2 separate regions of the Homo sapiens genome follow, and region 2 is linked to region 1. The links are chromatin contacts, found by Hi-C or POLR2A ChIA-PET in ENCODE. All regions are on one chromosome and are shown on one strand. Each heading gives the region's core, a stretch centred on a gene start or an enhancer-like site at or near the end of the contact. The rest is flanking DNA. Distances are from core to core; before and after follow the strand shown.

Evidence for each region. Hi-C counts contacts between places; a loop is a spot of excess contacts on that map. ChIA-PET counts read pairs that join two places held with the same protein, here RNA polymerase II (POLR2A). Pooled maps may share reads with other maps.
Region 2: a pooled map shows a loop between it and region 1 (7-fold over the local background). The contact joins the promoter of DCHS2 here to the enhancer-like site in region 1. A Hi-C loop is called at or near these places in 1 of 37 single-sample maps with no recorded cell type and 2 of 50 pooled maps. POLR2A ChIA-PET finds 5 or more read pairs at or near these places in 1 of 52 experiments (GM10248).

The regions. Positions count from the first base shown.
Region 1 is chr4:153,435,957-153,440,849 of GRCh38, reverse strand. No RefSeq gene overlaps it. Among named protein-coding and RNA genes, the nearest start is that of TMEM131L, 28 kb to the left of the region's middle. Within about 2 kb of position 1,274, at least 7 of the 41 ENCODE cell types and tissues checked have a DNase peak (open chromatin) inside an H3K27ac peak, as active enhancers do.
Region 2 is chr4:154,489,921-154,494,838 of GRCh38, reverse strand. It overlaps DCHS2 (dachsous cadherin-related 2), which reads left to right and starts at 3,040. Exons shown (of 20, transcript NM_001358235.2): 1 at 3,040-4,918. The coding sequence starts at 3,484. RefSeq lists enhancers at 2,610-2,659, 3,462-3,641, 3,692-3,831, 3,300-4,255, 4,256-4,918.

The DNA.
Region 1 (4,893 bases), core at 25-2,524:
GAGGATTCGGATGATACACTTTTTTTTTTTTTTTTTTTTTTTAATGAGCCATTTGTAAATCATTTAGGGTTGTCACAGCCAGCACGATATGATCAAATTCAAACCTATTCAGGTTTTCATTTTCTTCCCCACCTGCGTTAGGTCAAAAATTACTCTCACTCTAACTTGCCGAACTTGCCCCTGCTTCCCCTTTTGGGTCACTCTGCTTACCAGGGGCTGTTATGTCTCTAAAACCTGTCCATCCCCCACTCTTTTTTTTTTTTGAGATGGAGTTTCACTTTTGTTGCCCAAACTGGAGTGCAGTGGCACGATCTCAGCTCACTGCAACCTCCACCTCCTGGGTTCAAGCGATTCTCCTGCCTCAGCCTCCTGAGTAGCTGGGACTACAGGAGCCCACCACCGCACCCAGTTAATTTTTTGTATTTTTAGTAGAGATGGGGTTTCATCATGTTGGCCAGGCTGGTCTTGAACTTCTGACCTCAGGTGATCCACCCGCCTCGGCCTCCCAAAGTGCTGGAATTACAGGCGTGAGCCACCGCACCTGGCCATCCCCCACTCATTTATTCAGTCAACAAATATTCATCAAGGACCAACGTTAAAGGAACCGTGTTGGGAGGGGCACGAGTGAGCACTAAGATGGTCTCGAGGCGCATCTTATTCTTGGGGTGCTTGGGTAACTTCTCCTCCATTTAGTCTCCATTGATAGTTTGGACGTTTTCTGAATAAGCAAATCAACTGCCTGACATGAGGTATGACAATGGCTCAGGGTATTTGAAATCAGGTCTGCTCTGGAAAACGTAGTTTAACATCTCCATTGTTTATCCTACTGTCATACTGTTTCAACTATAAGGAACTGAAGAAAGCAATGCTTTTCTTCATCTGGGCGGTTGCTTTTAAGGTGAGACCAGCCTGGGCACGGTGGCTAATGCCTGGAATCCCAGCACTTTGGGAGGCCGAGGCGGGAGGATTTCTTGAGCCCAAGAGTTCTAGATTAGCCTGGGCAATATAGTGAGACCTCATCTCTACAAAAAAAAAAAAAAAAAAAAAAAAATTAGCCAGGCATGGTGGCATGTGCCTGTAGTCTTAACTGCTCAGGAGGTTGAGGTGGGAGGATTTCTTGAGCCAGGTAGTGAGCCGAGATCATGCCACTGTACTGCAGCCTGGGCACTGGGTGGCAGAGCAAGACCCTGTCTCAAAAAAAAAAAAAAAAAAAAAGACCAGCCAGACCAAGTGGCAGGAAGCGGTGGGACTGACAGTGAGAAAATCGCAGTGGGGGAGTGGGTGACACTCAGCAGCCCCACTGGGACAGAGCTCCTGCTCACACCAGCGATTCTTCTCCAGAAACCTATTCTGGCAAACCCTTGGTGAGTTTTATTTTAAGCGGCGTTTACAGACACTACTACTAGACTTTTAAATTAACAGGATATAAATAACCTTGGGCAAGGTATCAGAGAAGAACCACTGTGAGAACTCCACGACTAAAGTGTGGGCAAAGGTATCTATTAATAGATAATGAAACTGAAATCACTTAGTCTGAGCGAGAGAAAGTTTAAGATCTACCTAAGAGGGATCTTTAGTGAATAAAAAGTCACAGACGAGCAATAAACCAGTAAGAAAGACATAGTCCTTCATCCACTCCACTTTAGAATCGCTTTTTTGAAAAAATAAAGGTGGAGTTTCACCATGTTGCCCAAGCTGATCTGGAATTCCTGGCCTCAAGGGATCTGACTGCCTTGGCCTCCCAAATTGCTGGGATTACAGGCGTGCACCACTGTTCCCGGCCTAGAATCCCGATTTTTAAAAAGAGGTAATAGAATTACTCCTAATTTTGTCAAAACAAAGTTGAGAAATGAAGGGTTCCTAAATACTATCTGCTGGATATGACTTATAGAGAAAGCAGGAAGGAACCTCTGCACTGAGAGTAGGAAGAGATTTTAAAATGCCCCTAAAATGTACTTAATGCCGCACAGCTATACACCTAAAAATGATCAAAGTGGTAAATTTAATTTTGTATATTATAACCACAGAAAAGTACCCATAAAAGAAAGTTAGAGCTAACACATTTCCAATTGCTAAATAATGTCAGTTTTAGAAAAATTAATATTTCATAGCACTCAAAATATATGAAGCCACATGCTTTTGTAAGACTGGTAATATCTTTCATTTTCCTGCAAAAGCAAAGGGCTCTTTAAAGGAGACATGGAAACTGTCATAAAACAGACTTGAAGTCAGATGCAGAATGATAGGCATAGAATGGATCATCAATACACCATCTTCTTGTAGAATTTTATTCAAGGTTTGGGAGCAGTAAACCAGCGAGTGTGGTTGGGCAGGACAGTGTATTTTTTTTTGAGATGGAGTTTTGCTCTTGTTGCCCAGGCTGGAGTGCAGTGGTGTGATCTTGGCTCACCACAACCTCTGCCTCCTGGGTTCAAGCAGTTCTCCTGCCTCAGCCTCCTGAGTAGCTGGGATTACAAGCATGCGCCACCATGCCTGGCTAATTTTGTATTTTTGGTAGTGATGGGATTTCTCCGTGTTGGTCAGGCTGGTCTCCAACTCCCGATCTCAGGTGATCTGCCCGCCTCAGCTTCCCAAAGTGCTGGGATTACAGGCGTGAGCCACTGCACCTGGCCAGGACAATGTTTTTTCACATCAGGCAAAAATGTCCATGAGATCTGAGTCTAGAAATATGAATCTCTGGGACTGTATTCTCCAATTTTTCTCTTTCAGATCTTCTTTTTTTTTTTTTTTTTTGAGACGGAGTCTCGCTCTGTCGCCCAGGCTGCAGTGCAGTGGCGCGATCTCGGCTCACTGCAAGCTCCGTCTCCCGTATTCACGCCGTTCTCCTGCCTCAGCCTCTCGAGTAGCTGGGACTACAGGCGCCCACCACCGCGCCCGGCTAATTTTTTTTTTTTTTTTTTTTTTTTTGTATTTTTAGTAGAGACGAGGTTTCACTGTGGTCTCGATCTTCTGACCTTGTGATCCGCCCGCCTCGGCCTCCCAAAGTGCTGGGATTACAGGCGTGAGCCACCGCGCCCGGCCGCAGATCCTCTTTCCTTCACTCCCAAACTTAGATCTTCCAGCTTTATTCATGAAGCAATCAGTGCGCAACTAACTTTTAAACTGCAGGGAGCTATACAGTTTCCTTTCCTTCAGCTATCTTGAAGAGGCAGAACACTTGCCCTCCTGGAATACAGAGGTCTTCACTGTTTCAATCTGCTGGAAAATAACTTTACATTAAAACAACTCACGATGAGTTGTGAGAAATGTGAAAGGATTGCCTCAAAAAAAAAAATCTAAAATCTTTTAAAAATTAAAAAGGAACTGGGTGTGGTAGCACACACCTATAATCTCAGTACTTTGGGAGGCCAAGGCAGGAAGGTTGTTTGAAGCCAGGAGTTCGAGACCAGCCTGGGCAGCAAAATGAGACCCTGTCACTACAAAAATAAAAAATAAATTAGCCAGGCATAGTGGCCCACACCTGTAGTCCCAGCTACTCAGGAAGCTGAGGTCGGAGGGATCCCTTGAGCCCAGGAGTTCAAGGATGCAGTGAGCTATGATCAAGCCACTGCATTCCAGCCTGGGCAACAGCAGAGCAAGATGCCATCTCAAAAAAAAAAAAAAAAAAAAAAATTAAAAGGCTTAAAAACTATAGTGTCTACTATTTCCCTTTTGTAATTTCTGAGTTATATCCATGGGAGACAGATCTGTGTATTGGCTGTAAGTATATGCTGATATTTTCTTAGGTTCCTGCTCTGGGCATTACTAGATGGGCCACTGTGTTATTGATAAATCTTGGTGATGCCTGGTTGCTGTGTTTAACAGAAATTTCATAGCTCAATGAGTTTTGGAAACTATTTTCAGGGCCAGCTGATCATTTAAAAACCAAGGTGAGACTGATCATGCAGCCTCCCCAGCTGCCATTACAGCAGGTGCCCTGCAGCAAAAGGACATTTTGTGGCCGAGCGCCATGGCCCAAGCCTGTATTCCCAGCACTTTGGGAGACTGAGGCAGAAGGATCACTTGAGGTCAGCAGTTCGAGACTAGCCTGGTCAATATCGTGAAACCCCATCTCTACCAAAAATACAAAAATTAGCCAGGTGTGGTGGCGGGCACCTGTAGTCGCAGCTACTCAGGAGGCTGAGGCAGGAGAATTGCTTGAACCCAGGAGGCGAAGGTTGCAGTGAACCAAGATTGCACCACTGCACTCCAGTCTGAGTGACAGAGTGGGACTCTGTCTCGAAAGAAGGAAAGAGAGAAAGAGAGAAAGAGAAAGAAGGAAGGGAGGGAGGGAGAAAATTTTGGTTTGGGGGAATAAGGTCAAAAGACGCCATTATGGCGAGGAGAATGTTATTTTAGTAAAAGTCACAGACTTTTGAGATTAAGGATAGAGCCGAGAGGAAGAAAGTTATTAATCTGTTTCTCTTTCTCTAAAGACCAGAACCCAGTTCAACACACACAATAAAAGTGTTCAAAATTTGGGTCCAGGAGAGGAATTCCTGTCTAAAGAATTCCATTTGAGAGGACTGCTTGAGTCCAGCAGACTGAGGTTGCAGTGAGCCAAGATCGCGCCACTGCACTCCAGCCTGGGCGACAGAGTTAGACTCTGTCTCAAAAATAAATAAATAAATAAATAAAACAAAACAAAATAAAATAAAATGTTAGGCAGGGACCTGGCTACAGTGACTGCGGGGCTGATGAGAAACTACTGAAGTTTTGGGGGAAGCAAAGCAGAATTTCATAAGAACAGTGTATGGAGAGGAGAAACCCTGTGGTGGCTGAGGAGGCCCCGAGGCCATGGATGTCAAATTGATATCTTCCAATGGTGATAACTTTATTGTAATGGTAAATTCCACTTGAAAGCACAGACGCATGCCTCCTCCTAGTTTTGTT
Region 2 (4,918 bases), core at 1,791-4,290, 1.1 Mb before region 1:
CAGTAAAAGATGCTTCTTTTCCTTTATTTTTAGACTCAAGTAAATATTTGTTAACAATATGGTTGATATGGTTTGGATCTGTGTCCCTGCCCAAATCTCATGTTGAATGGTAATCCCCAGTGTTAGAGGTGGGACCTGGTGGGAGGTGACTGGATCATGAGGCAGTTTCTTATGAATGCTTTAGCACCATTCCCTGATGCTGTCCTCATGAGAGTGAGTGAGTTCTCATGAGATGTGTTTGTTTAAAAGTGTATAGCACCTCCCCATTCATTTTCTTCCTCCTGCCTACTTCCCCTTCACTTTCTGCTATGATTGTAAGTTTCCTGAGGCCTCCCCAGAAACTGATCCCACCATGCTTCCTGTACAGCCTGCAGAACCATGAGCCAATTAAACATTTTTTCTTTATAAATTACCCAGTCTCAGGTTCTTTACAGCAATGCAAGAACAGACTAATACAATGGTTTACAAAGTAAGTTGACGAAGCTGAAAAATAAGTTCAAGAAGTCCTATGAAATAATTAAGATGAGTAAGATTGCAAAGACATAATTCATTACAGTGAAGATTCTCATGGCCAATTCATTCTTGGTTATGGCTTCCAACTTCTACTTTAACAGACAAATGCATTCACTTACCCATAGGTTCAACCAACCGTCTGTCCAACACATACTTAGTAAATAGAGACACACTACATGCTAGGTACTGTTCTAGGTGCTGAGATAAAGCAGAATGAAGGTTTTGAGGTTGTAATAATCTAATAAACAAATGAAAAAAGCAAGTTGATTTCAGATGCTGATAGGTGTTGTGAATGAAATATACTGAAAGGATATAGCATTTATAGTAGAAAGGCTATCTGAAATAGGGTAATTAGGGAAGATCTTTCTTAACAGAGGGCATTGGAGTTGAGACCTGAATGAGAAAGAGCTAGCTCTTTCCAAAGCAGAAAAAAGAACTCCCAGGCATGGAAAGTTCTAACAATTCAAAGGTACAAGATCAAAAAGAAGGCAGATGGCTGAGTCCAGAGTGGTGGTATGAGGCAAGGTCAGAAAGATGGATAGGATCCTGTACTACTAAAAGGAGCTTGATTGAAGGAGTCTGAATTATAATCTAAGTATAATGGAATCATTTCAGGTTCTAAGCAGGAGGTAATATGATTTGAGACAGCTTTAAAAACATTAATCCAGATGCTTGTTCAAGAATTACTTATAGGCTGGTTGCGGTGGCTCAAGCCTGTAATCCCAGCACTTTGGGAGGCCTAGGCAGGAAGACTGGCCCCAGGAGTTCGAGACGAGCCTGGGCAATATAGTGAGACCTCATCTCTACAAAAGTAAAAAAAATAAACAAATAAATTAATAAAATAATATAAAATTTGCCAGGTATAGTGGTGGGCACCCATAGTCCCAGCTACTCTGGAAGCTGAGGTGATGGAATCACTTGAGTCCATGAGGTTGCAGTGCGCCATGATTGCACCACCGCACTCCAGCCTGGGTGACAGAGTGAGATCCTGACTCAGAAAACAAAACAGCAACAACAACAACAATAGCAAAAACAGAAAAGAATTACTTATAAAGGGGCAAGAGTGGGAGGGGAGGGACTAGTTAGGGTGCAAATGCAGAGACTGAAGATAAAAAGACTCTAAAGACTCATAACAAATCTCTTTAATGGTTAAAGAGAGTTCATTGGGGGAAAGAAAGCTGAATTTATTTTAATAATGTCCCCATTTTCGGTAACATATATGCTACAAAGTCAATTATTTTATTGTTATTTGGTCACAGGTAGAGATAACGGTGTGGCTGTGGATTAGCAATTACATACACCTCCGTTGCACATTTAAAAAGGCATTTTGTTGTTGCTGCAAGAAACCACTATGCAGGGCTTTTGGTCCTCCCTAAAGGAGAGAAACGGTATCTAGGAAATTAATTCTTCTCTCAGGCCCAAATGCAAAATTGCAGAAACCACTTGCTAAATATGGTCAGCCATTTTTAAGAGTCCAGAGAGTCTTTTCTCAGGCGTACTTTATTAGAGGCCATTGATCAGTTTCTACCGATTATTATAGTTAATTGAAGGGAAATCTGCGACTATGGCTATTTATTGGCATTTGCGTTCGGCTCAGACAGAAGCTAGTTTTGAAAGTGGTATCCGTAGAGTTATCCCGCTTGCACACTTCCTTGCCTAGGGGTGGTGGGGGAGCGCTGAGGGCTTGCGGGGTGTCAGCCACCAGGGCTTTCTGCTCATCAGTCAGCATCGTCAGACATCCTGGAAGTGTTATGATGGCGCTGAATGTAGAAAAAGGGTTCTCAGGGCGGATATATTGTCGTCATTCCTGGTGGCAGAGGGGAGTGACAAGAGGCTCACACGTCGCTGGGTAGTAGCACGCATAATAAAGTGTGGTTTGCACCATGTGTGCCACAGATTTCTCGGGTTTTCTGGAAGGCTTTTCCAAGTTCCGCCTTCTCCCCTTTAAAGCCATCCTGGCCCCAGCTATGCATCGGCCTTTGACTCCATCTGTCCTTCCGCTGCGGACGGGAGTCCCTCTCGCCAAATGGAGAACACAAGTTTGGCACCCCAAAGTGATGATAACCTCTACCCTCTTGGCTCAGCGCGAGCCAAGAGTCAGGCCTGCAGAGGGACGGTCAAGCGGATGGAGGGGGAGGCCGCGGAGAGGCCGCTCCTCTCACCTCCCCGCACCCATCATCACTTGGCACTTGGCCAAGCCCAGGCAGACGCCCCGCCTGCGCGTCCCCCACCCGCCCCGCGGTGCACGTCTCCCAGTGCTTTTGCATTTGCTCCTCTTCCGCCCTGCTGCAGAGCGCGGCTCGCAGGTTGGAGTTTGCCCTCGTGTGCGCCGCATCACACGGCAGGGAGGGGAAGGCAGGCGGCGGAGGCTGGGTCGGAGCAGGAGTCGCGCGGTCCCTGGCGCCCGGAGACACAGTGGGGAACCACCGCCCCGCCCCCGGAGCAGCGGACAGGGCCGCAGACCTCCCTTCCCCCCTCCCTCTCTCCCTCCTCCCCAGCGCCCTGACTCCCTGCCTCCACGCCCTTACTCCACCCCCTACTCCGGCCAGATCCCCATCCTCTCCTTGTGTGTGCGCGCTTCATATAATCTCCTCCTTTTTGGCAAAAGAAATAATGCACCTGACTTTACCAGGGGGGAACAACCAGCCGAGTAGAACAAGGAACAGATGTAAAGGGAATAAAAGGAGAGAGAAAAAGAGATGAGATTCGTTTAAAGAAATCCAGGGGCAGAAGAGGTGGCTGCCGCGGCAGAGGCAGCTAGAGCTTACTTCCCTGTCTGCGTGAGCTGCAGGCAGAGGACGCTTTCACCAGTTGCAGATGTAACCTCGGGAATTCCTGGGCCGTCGGTTTGTTTGCCAAACAAAGTCTTTTCTTCTCTGGCTCAGACACTGAAGAGGCTCCTGGATTTTTCTGCGATCCTGCCACAAGCTGGCAGTTACCCGAGAGCCTTCCCAAGGAGCTGGAGGAGAAATGAGCCCTTGTGGGCGGAAGATGGGCGAAGGGCGTCAGCAGCGGCGGGCTCCGGTCGGGAAGCTCCTTCTGCTCCCCGGGAGGAGAGATACACCCCATGGGCGGTCAGGCAGCAGCGGCGCCAGGACGCAGCGCTCCCTGCTCTGGCTCTTGGTGCACGTGTGGCTGTGGGCGGCCTCGGGCTCCTCTGCCCAGTTGTTCAACCTCACCCTTTCCGTAGATGAGGGGCTTCCCCCGGACACGCTGGTAGGTGACATCCGCGCCGGGCTGCCGGCCGCGCAGCAGCAGGAGGGGAGCGGCTTCTTTCTGTCGGAGGACTCCGATGACTCCCCGCTGCTGGACGACTTCCACGTGCACCCGGACACCGGCATCATCCGCACTGCGCGGCGCCTGGACCGCGAGCGGCGGGACCACTACAGCTTCGTCGCCGCCACGCTGCTGGGCGCTGTGGTGCAGGTGGAGATTCGCGTCAACGACGTGAATGACCACTCGCCCCGCTTTCCCCTCGACTCCCTGCAACTCGACGTCTCCGAGCTCAGCCCGCCAGGGACCGCCTTCCGCCTGCCAGTTGCCCACGATCCGGACGCCGGACTGTTCAGCACTCAGGGCTACACCCTGGTGCAACCGTCCGACCTGCCCAAGGACCCCGCAGGCCCGTTCTTCCAGTTGCGCTACCGGACTCCGGGGCCACTACCGTCACCGCTTTTGCCAGGCTCCTCGTCACCCCTGGAGCCTCTAGATCTGGTGCTGCTGCGGCGCTTGGACCGAGAGGAGGCGGCGGCGCACCGGCTGCAGATCGAGGCATGGGACGGCGGCCGACCCCGGCGCACCGGCCTCCTGAGCGTGGAGCTGCGCGTGCTGGATGAGAACGACAACCCGCCGGTCTTTGAGCAGGACGAGTACCGCGCCGCGGTGCGCGAGGACGCCCAGCCGGGCGCCGAGGTCTGTCGCGTGCGCGCCACCGACCGCGACCTGGGGCCCAATGGCTTCGTGCGCTACAGCGTCCGCGCCCGGCAAGTGCCTGGGGCGGGTAGCGGCGGCGGGGCACTGGGCGACGCGGCCTACTTCGCGGTGGAGGAGCTGAGCGGCGTGGTGCGAGTGTGGAGACCTCTGGACCGCGAGGCACAGGCCTGGCACCAGTTGGTGGTGGAGGCCCGCGATGGAGGCGCCGAGCCTGAGGTTGCCACGGTGCGCGTGTCCATCGCCGTGCTGGACGTGAATGACAACCGGCCAGCAATTCACGTGCTCTTTCTCACAGAGGGAGGCGTCGCCCGTGTCTCTGAAGGCGCCCGACCGGGCGACTACGTGGCTCGCGTCTCGGTGTCTGACGCGGACGGTGACTGGGAGAAGGAAGATGAGGCCACAGGGGAGCTTGGTGTGGGTCTTGGAGACGGGAGCATCTCTCTGTCCTTGGAAGGCGGAGAGGGAGACTTCG